2 separate regions of the Homo sapiens genome follow, and region 1 is linked to region 2. A link is a contact called in ENCODE Hi-C data. All regions are on one chromosome and are shown on one strand. Each heading gives the region's core, a stretch centred on a gene start or an enhancer-like site at or near the end of the contact. The rest is flanking DNA. Distances are from core to core; before and after follow the strand shown.

Evidence for each region. A loop is a pair of places that touch in the nucleus more often than their neighbours do. Pooled maps may share reads with other maps.
Region 1: a loop to region 2 is called in a pooled map, with 4 times the contacts of the local background. The contact joins two enhancer-like sites. A Hi-C loop is called at or near these places in 3 of 37 single-sample maps with no recorded cell type and 7 of 50 pooled maps.

What each region holds. Positions count from the first base shown.
Region 1 is chr5:124,581,173-124,585,448 of GRCh38, reverse strand. No RefSeq gene overlaps it. Among named protein-coding and RNA genes, the nearest start is that of LINC01170, 140 kb to the right of the region's middle. Within about 2 kb of position 1,533, at least 3 of the 41 ENCODE cell types and tissues checked have a DNase peak (open chromatin) inside an H3K27ac peak, as active enhancers do.
Region 2 is chr5:123,452,757-123,456,757 of GRCh38, reverse strand. No RefSeq gene overlaps it. Among named protein-coding and RNA genes, the nearest start is that of CEP120, 31 kb to the right of the region's middle. Within about 2 kb of position 2,082, at least 3 of the 41 ENCODE cell types and tissues checked have a DNase peak (open chromatin) inside an H3K27ac peak, as active enhancers do.

The DNA of each region.
Region 1 (4,276 bases), core at 284-2,783, 1.1 Mb before region 2:
CTGTGTGTGACCTGATTCTTCCAGGATGCTGGGCAAGAGCTCAGGATACAGAAAGCTGTCACACTGGCCTTCTGCCCTTGTGAAAAGGCAGAGGGTCCATTGAGCTGGTTAACACTTAAGCTCTCTGTAGACAGCAAGGCTAAAGGAGCATTATAACACTGGGGCTGCAGGCACACCCCCAAACACGGGGCTGGAGCCCACAGCACTCACCCTGATTACTATACCTGCCTGTCTGTGTACTCCCCCTCCAGTCAGGAGTTTGAGCAGCAGCAGTGATGGAACAGATGAGTCACAGATCTGTTACATGTCCTATGAGGGGGATCAGGGAACTCTCCTGTTTCATTACCAGTAAAAAGAAATGTCACATACATATATACTATGTTAAATGTATGTGTATCCTATTAAGAGAAATTAGAAGAAATTCCTTTAAAATTGTGATTGGGTTCATAAAGTTGCCTTTTAGCTTTATGTACTTTCTTTTATGTTTTTTTAAGAGATGGGGTCTTGCCTTGTTGCCCAGGCTGGAGTACAGTGGTGTGATTATAGCTCACTGCAGCCTCAAACTTACCAGCTCAAGAGATCCTCCCTCCTCAGCTTCCCAAGTAGCTGGGAATACAGGTGAGTGCCACCATGCCTGGCTAATTAAAAAAAAATTCTGGAGAAGACACAAACCATCCTTGCTATGTCCTGACCCACAGACTCTATAAGCATATTAAAATAGCTATTTTATACCATGAAGCTTTGAGGTAGTTTGTTACATAGTGAAAATAATGGAAACAGGATTCTTCTTACCTGAATAAAAACCATAACACTAAAACAAAATAGACCATCAAACTCAAGGAATTTGGAAACTAGGGTCAGCCAGGATTCTTTGGTTGCAAGCAACCAAAACCCACTCACTTAAGCAAAAGAGAATTTACTGGCAGGATATGGGGCTGGAAGGATCTAGAGGAATTAAGAACAATTCCACTTAAAAAGGCCCTCTGAGGGCCTGGGCAGAAGGAACTGATGAAGAATTTCTTCAAGTCTCAAGCACTGCTATGAATGTGCTCTGACCGTAGTCAGTTGTGTCACTCTAATTAAGATTTTAATTACAAGGAAAGCAATCAGTCAACCCAGACTGAGCCACACGCCTGCACCTTGTCTAGCAGAAGACAGGCACAGTGATTTGCAGCTTCACCAAGATCAGCACACAATGGGGAAGGGCTAAGTACCCCAAGGGAAATCAGGGTGCTCTTATTTACAAAAGGAGGACTAGATATGCAAGCATCCAAAACTCATGTTGTGTGGAACTAGTAATTCAAACGTTCTCTCACTGCACTATGAGGCTTGTGGTTTCAGGTTCTGAAATCAGCTTTATTCCAGTGTTGATAGTACTCAAAGATGACTGAAGTGGATTAGGTTTCTGGTGGCTGTTCAGTGCAGATTGGAGTTTAAGGCGTTTCCTGCTTCATATTTGCATAACCAATACTGTCTTGGGTACTGAGAGTGCGTAGATGAGTCATTCTCTAGTTGATTCATAGTGAAAGTAGTGGAGCTTGTATATTGCTGAAGCTGACTTTTTATATTGGTGGTAGTAGTAGCACTCACCCAGGCCCCCCTGTCCCACAGCTATGTGACTTTTGGCTGCTAATGACAACCACTTTCCCTTCTCCAGAGAACTGGCATCAACTGGGGAAGCCTCTGTCCTTCCTATAGTTAGTGACTAAGAAGGGCTTATGACAAAGGTTAGCCCTTTGCTTCAAAGGGAGATAACTCTGCTGCATGGTTTGCGCTCTAGAATCCTCTTCCTGTGAATCAGGCCAAGGAGAGGCTTCACCTGAATTTACATCACGTGCTTGCTTGTCTCTGTCCCTTTCTTTGCTCCACTTCCTTTCTTACAGATTTCTACTGAGAGGCGGTCCTTAATAAATCACTTTCATAAGGATCCCCATCTCAGGCTCTGCTTCTAGGTAACACAACTTAGAACATGAATCTATGTCTGTGGTTCTCAAACTTTTGCGTGCATCACAATCATTTGGAAGGCTGGTTAAAAACACAGATCTCAGAATTTCTGATTGAGTAGGTCTGGGGTGTGGCCAAAGAATGTGCAAATTCCCAGGTAATGCTGATGTTGCTGGTATGGGTACCACATTTGGAGAATCATTGTCTTGGTGATTGCTGGGTGGTATGATTTCAAGCACTGAGAAGTCTCTTCTGTACTTCATGCCTACGGCAAAACTATTTTGCCAAGTAGCCCTGCCATGGAACCTAAAATTCATGCTTAACTCTCTTTGGTTAGGAGGTTGAAGACTAAAGTATAAATGCAAATGTTATCCAGAAAAGCACAAACATATTATGTTTTATCCCTTACATTGGCTTTAGCATAGTATGGTTTACTTAGCCAATTACCTAGTAGAGCTCCGAGAAAAAAGGCAATTAAGAACAGGAAGGTTTTGATAGGGTAAAAAAAATCAAGAAAGTCCCATCACGGTATATTTCCAACTCATTTTAGTCACAGAATTCTTTCTTCAAACAAAAACTTTAGAGAAAGTCCAATACAGAGACCTAAGTGCATAGACTCTAAAGAAATCATTAAGGCTGACTGGTCTTCTCACTGGCTGTGTTGGCTGGTTCAAGAGGTGCAGGATCTTTAGCTACTTCTGTTTGATCTGGGCCTGTTCCAGGGCTGGTTCCATATGGCAAGCTTATTTTGAGGAAATACACCAACCATATGATTTCACTGGGAAACTAGAGCCCCCATATTGTATTTCAAGATCTGCAGTACTACTGCTGAGAAAACATGCATTATGAAAGAAAACAGGATTTGGCGCCATTGTTTATATAAGTGATGCTTAGTAAAATCCATGTTAGAGGAATACCAATGTCATGGGCCATGTACAAATTTTTTGATGTTTTCCCTTCTGTGTATTTCATGGTCTTGCTTTTTGTTCCATTAAAAAAAGTCTAGGGCATATGAAAATGCTTAAGTAACCACACATTGCGGCCCGTGATGGCTTGGTTTTGATGAATGATGTGGGATTGCGCAGCTCATTGCAAAGTAATGCTTTTAACTTAAATCAAATCAGTTTTAAGTGAATATGTTTTGCACATTTATGCTCCAGAGTTTGAAAAAACTTTCTTCCTAGAAAACAGCACTTCTTCAGACACTCCCACCAGTGGGGGGTTGTGGGGGTCGCCTCTCTGGCTCAGTTAAGGAGAGTGTTTACTTGCTTTGTCTTCAAACTGCTACAAGTTTAGGGCCCACAGGGCTGCTGTCTTCTTAATGAAGCGGTTAATGATGTGTGAATTATAGATCCTGACAACCCCTTTAATAAAAACAACAGGACTGCATCCACAGTATAGTGTGGCTGCTAAGTAATGACAGACTGTCTGCTTAACATAATGCAGTGTCTTTAAGTAAAGCGCCATTCTTGCATGGCGGCATTGAAAATTCCTGGTCAGTGCAGAGAAGAACAAGTGTCCTGAAGAACACGTTGATGCACAGGACACTTCTCTTCCATTCAACTGGGGCTTGGAGTGCAGGAGCCAGAGAGGTTTTAGAGACATAGCAGAATCACGAACAAGCAGCTGTTTAATACTCTTTGCTTTGTCGCCTTTGCTTTCCTGTGAGGTGCCCCTGATAGCAAAGGGCTGTATGATGGATGTTTTAATAGTCTAAAAGTTGCCCTCTTCTCCCCCTCCTCCCCACTGGAGCACAGGAATGCTGGCTTTCCAGTTGATTTCAAAGAACTAATTGTCTGCTCTGAATACCTACTGATGCTTGGATAGGATAATATGCGCGCCTGGACTTAGCCAGACAAGCCGTGCAGAGGCCCAGCTGTGGAGCCAGGCACATTCTGGTTGCTGACCTGGACAGTCAGAATGCATGAAAGCCTGGCTTGTGAGGAGCTGAAACACAAACCCAAACCTAAACAAAGCCTTTTCTCTATTTAATTTGGTGGCCACTTTTAAGAAAAAGTGAATTCACTTTCAATCCCTCTATAGGCACTGAATGTGGATTCACAGGCCAAAGTCCAATCTCTTTATCATTATCCCTGGGATGAGAAAATCCAAGTCTGCCTTGTTTAGGCAGGGGTAGTTTTCCTTTAAACAGTTCAAGGAACTGTTTGTCTAACCCTCACCATTTGAGGTGACAGATAGCAAAGCAAAGCAAAGAGAATGGCATGCATTCACAAGCGCACACAAACCTTTCCGTTTGTTCCCAGAGCTCAGAGACCAGCCCAGCAACGAAATCACTGCACTGCTGAAAGGGCATTGCCATGCAAATGAGGCC
Region 2 (4,001 bases), core at 833-3,332:
CAAAATATAACACTAATTTACCTAATATAATCATTTTCAAATTTCTCCAATCATCCCAAAAATGTCTTTACAATTTTTAAAATAAGGATTTAATCAAGATTCACAGATGTGCTTGGTTGTTTAGTCTCTGGAAATGAGAGCTTTCTGAGTAAAGAATAAAAGTTTAGAATTATTTGACCTGGGACAAAAGTGCTGAGAATCCCTTAATATTTGATAGACAGTATTGTGAAACCAGGTTTATTTCCTAATTGGAAATGCTTTCTTTCTCTTTAGCCACTAGTTCAGTTGGCAAGTGCTTTGTATTTATGAGTCTTAGGTCAAAGATTCACTCTCCATGTGATTTTCCTCTTACTTTATGGAGAATATCTGTCCACGTGATCATACATTGTACTCCATGCCCTGGGTAAGCACCTGATAAAAAAAAAAAATTGGCCTTTGGTCACAGGCAGGAACTGAATAAGTGTATATAGATTATTAGGTGAAAATCTAGTACACCTTTGGTGGAAAAAAACCCTCAATAAATAATAAGTTATTAATTTGGTGGGACATCTTCAAATACAAAATAACCCATTGGCTTAAGTGCATGCTTGCATCATGGGGTAATTTGCACAGTGCTTCCAGTTGAGTCTGTGACTGGGAACAAAGGATAAGCTGAGATAAATGACAAGCAAAGTTGGACATCACTCTCTCCCATGGCACTTGCCAAATAATCAAAATGTAGAAAATATTAAGTACAAATATCTGAGCCTATTTTCTAGGAATAATATTTGTCCTCCTTTCACTTCCCTTTCCCTCTCCCCATCCTTCCTCTTTAATTGAAATGCCAATAGGAATTTGACAGTGATGGACACCCTAGTGGCCTCATAATGAAGTTTGCAGATCGGGTGCAATATCTCCACTTCTAGTTGCACAAGACTGAAAAATGGTTATAATTATCCTTCTTTGCATATGTTCAAGCACAGTATGGTATTGCAGGGTGCTGTCTCTTAAAATTGTGAAACTGCAAGTCATGGTGTTTTCAGAAGACTCGGTGAATATTGGTTTATACCTTTTAGTTCCTAACTACTTGAAGCTTCCCTGTGAGCTGTATCAGAGAGGATGGATAACCAAAACAGAAACATTTGAACTCTCTGAATAACTGGGGTAATTCCTTTATGAGCTTTCTTTTTCCTTTTAAAATTTGAAAATAATATATACCATCCTATATCACACACTCTGGTTTTATGTTAAAACAAGCAACCTGATTTTTCAATGCATATTAAATATAAATATTTGCAAAGGAATATTAGTGATAATGATGATGGGGCAGTCGTGATGGTTTTGGAAAGTTTGTATGTGAACAATAGACCTTTCCATTTATATATATATATATATATATATATATCACTTTCTGGTTTCAGGCTGCTACTGCTATTTATAGTCTACCCTTGATGGTAAGCAGATGTCTCTACTCTTAATCTCTTTCCGTAGCCTTTGTTTCAGGCAAGCTGGCTCATTTCTAATTGTTCCACACTGGGCTAATCCATCCCTTTTGCTTACAATATGCTTGAATGGCACATGGTTAGATGCTGCTACAACGCAGATATTAGGGAATCCCTACATAGTGCATTCTGTGAACATTCCCTGCTCATTGGCATTACATAAAAATGCCCATTATTGAAATGCAGAGATAAATAGGGTTCCAGAACCAAGTGACTACTAGTGCTTCAGGACCTTACTATTTTCTATTAAAGTTGATTCAGAGATAAAGCTCACAAAACTGGAAACACCACCAGATGGGACATCAACTGGAGGTTAGATGTACTTCAGGATATATTAGCAACTGTAATCACAAATTGTTCAGCTATATATTCATAGTAGAAAAGATTATTAGTGGATCAGGGATTCCTAATCATCAGAGTGTGTGGCAGATTAATGTGAAGAGAAGGTTTACAGCCAGGCTTCAGATTATTGTGTACAGCCTGCAGCCAACTGTATCTCTACTATGCCTGTAGTAACAGTGGGTATACATACTTGTGCATATAAACATGACTCATCAGAAATGTCCTGCAGAAAAAAAAAAAATAGTTCGCCATTCCTCACTACTTGTAAACCTACATTTTTCCCTTAGAGTTTCATGTAGATTAATTTCCTTTTCTGTCTACCATTCTAACTCTCAAAGAAAAAGCCTTCTAGGAAATATAAATCAGTGGGTTGCCTCAACTGACATAACACTGAATTGAGAACTTTATCAATAGTTGATATTATGGAGACATTTAGTACTTTTGAGGGAAAGTTGTTTAAGGAAGTAGATACCCATGGGACTATCTTACTAGCACTGCATGCATTTCAGGCTTTTACTGTGCTCAATCAGTAATGTGTTAAAATCACAAAAGCATATGGAAAGCTTTACTTTGTTTAGGAAATATGTTTACTGAATACAGTGCAGGCATATACAGTTGCCCAAAAGGGAAAACTAAGAGGAGATTCTGTTTGCTGATTGCTTAAAGGGGGTTTCAGGATTTTATTAGCATCTTTATGTAACCAGGAAAGGGGAATCAGAGTCCTGGACTGAGCCTAAAGTAAGATTTAAGCCCATTCAAACATGTCTGAGGAACTTTTAAGCAGGACTTTCATGAGTCCATTTGCCAGAGAGTTGCTCTTTGAAAAACGGGAGAGGTAGGGAGGTTTTGTGCCTCAGGTATCCCTGTTTCATAGCCAGGGCCCCAAGCGTGAAGTTTAAAGAGAAAGGCGTAGTAGGCATGAAGCATCGAAGCAAATTCCCTAAAGCACTCAAGGGAGTAGAATGTGGCATCAAGAGGCAGGAGGCTAAGTATTCCCTTCCCTTCTGGGTGGAAAAGACCTTGGCTTTGGTACAGTAAGACTCCTGGAAATCCAATGTTGGGAGCATCTAGGGGAGGCACCCTGGTGTGGCTAGACATTAGCCTTGTCACAGGACCAGCAGCAGGGGAGGTAAAACGTACCCTCAGGTAGCTTAGGCAGGATCTGAGTTTTTGTAAGCCCATGAAAACCTTAAATGGGGAATCCAGACATATATTGGTAAGACTTTAAGTGGGGCAGAATTCCTGAAATCACAGGCAGGGGAATGAACCAGTGTTCTCCCCTCAATATTAGCCTATGTGCAATAATGACCACAGACAACATTTCTTCTGAGCATCTTACAAGTCCTAAATCATCGCCTTTCTAAGTTGGATACTATTATTATCTTAAGGGTTTTTTTTTAGATGATAAAACTGAGACGCAGAAAAGTTAAATGACTTACCTAAGGTGACACAGTAATAAATATAGAGCCCAAAATCAGACCCACCCAGACAATCTGACCCCAGACTTCTCTCTTTACCCCTTTACTATACTGCCTTGCAGTATTAAACACACTGGTCTGAGATCAATCAGGTTACCTATGTGACTTTCTATTTTCTTTCAGGAACATCGTCCAACCCTTATAAATCTAAGTAAACATTAGAAACTGTTTATATTATGATAAATTAATTAGCATTGAAAGTTTTCTCTTTTTTTTTTTTCCCAAGACGCAGTCTCGCTCTGTTGCCTAGGCTAGAGTGCAGTGGTACCATCTCGGCTTACTGCAACCTCTACCTTCCGGGTTCAAGCGATTCTCTTGCCTCAGCCTCCCAAGTAGCTGGTAATAAAGGAGCCTGCCACCACGCCTGGCTAATTTTTTGTGTGTTTTTAGTAGAGATGGGGTTTCTCCATGTTGGCCAGGCTGGTTTCAAACTCCTGACCTCAAGTGATCTGCCCGCCTTGGCCTACCAAAGTGTTGGGATTATAGGCAAGAGCCACCACGCCTATGCATTGCCTAGCCAAAAGTTGTCTAAGTATCATTGGATTTGCAGGAAAAATGGCACTTTAGAATTATTTATTAATTTGACAACTGTATCTAAACACTCATGAATAGCTGTCAAATTAGTGAAGGTAAAAAATGCAAAAAGAGTAGTTGAGGAAGCTTGGTATATGGAATGGACATGGAATGAGCAAAACCTAGT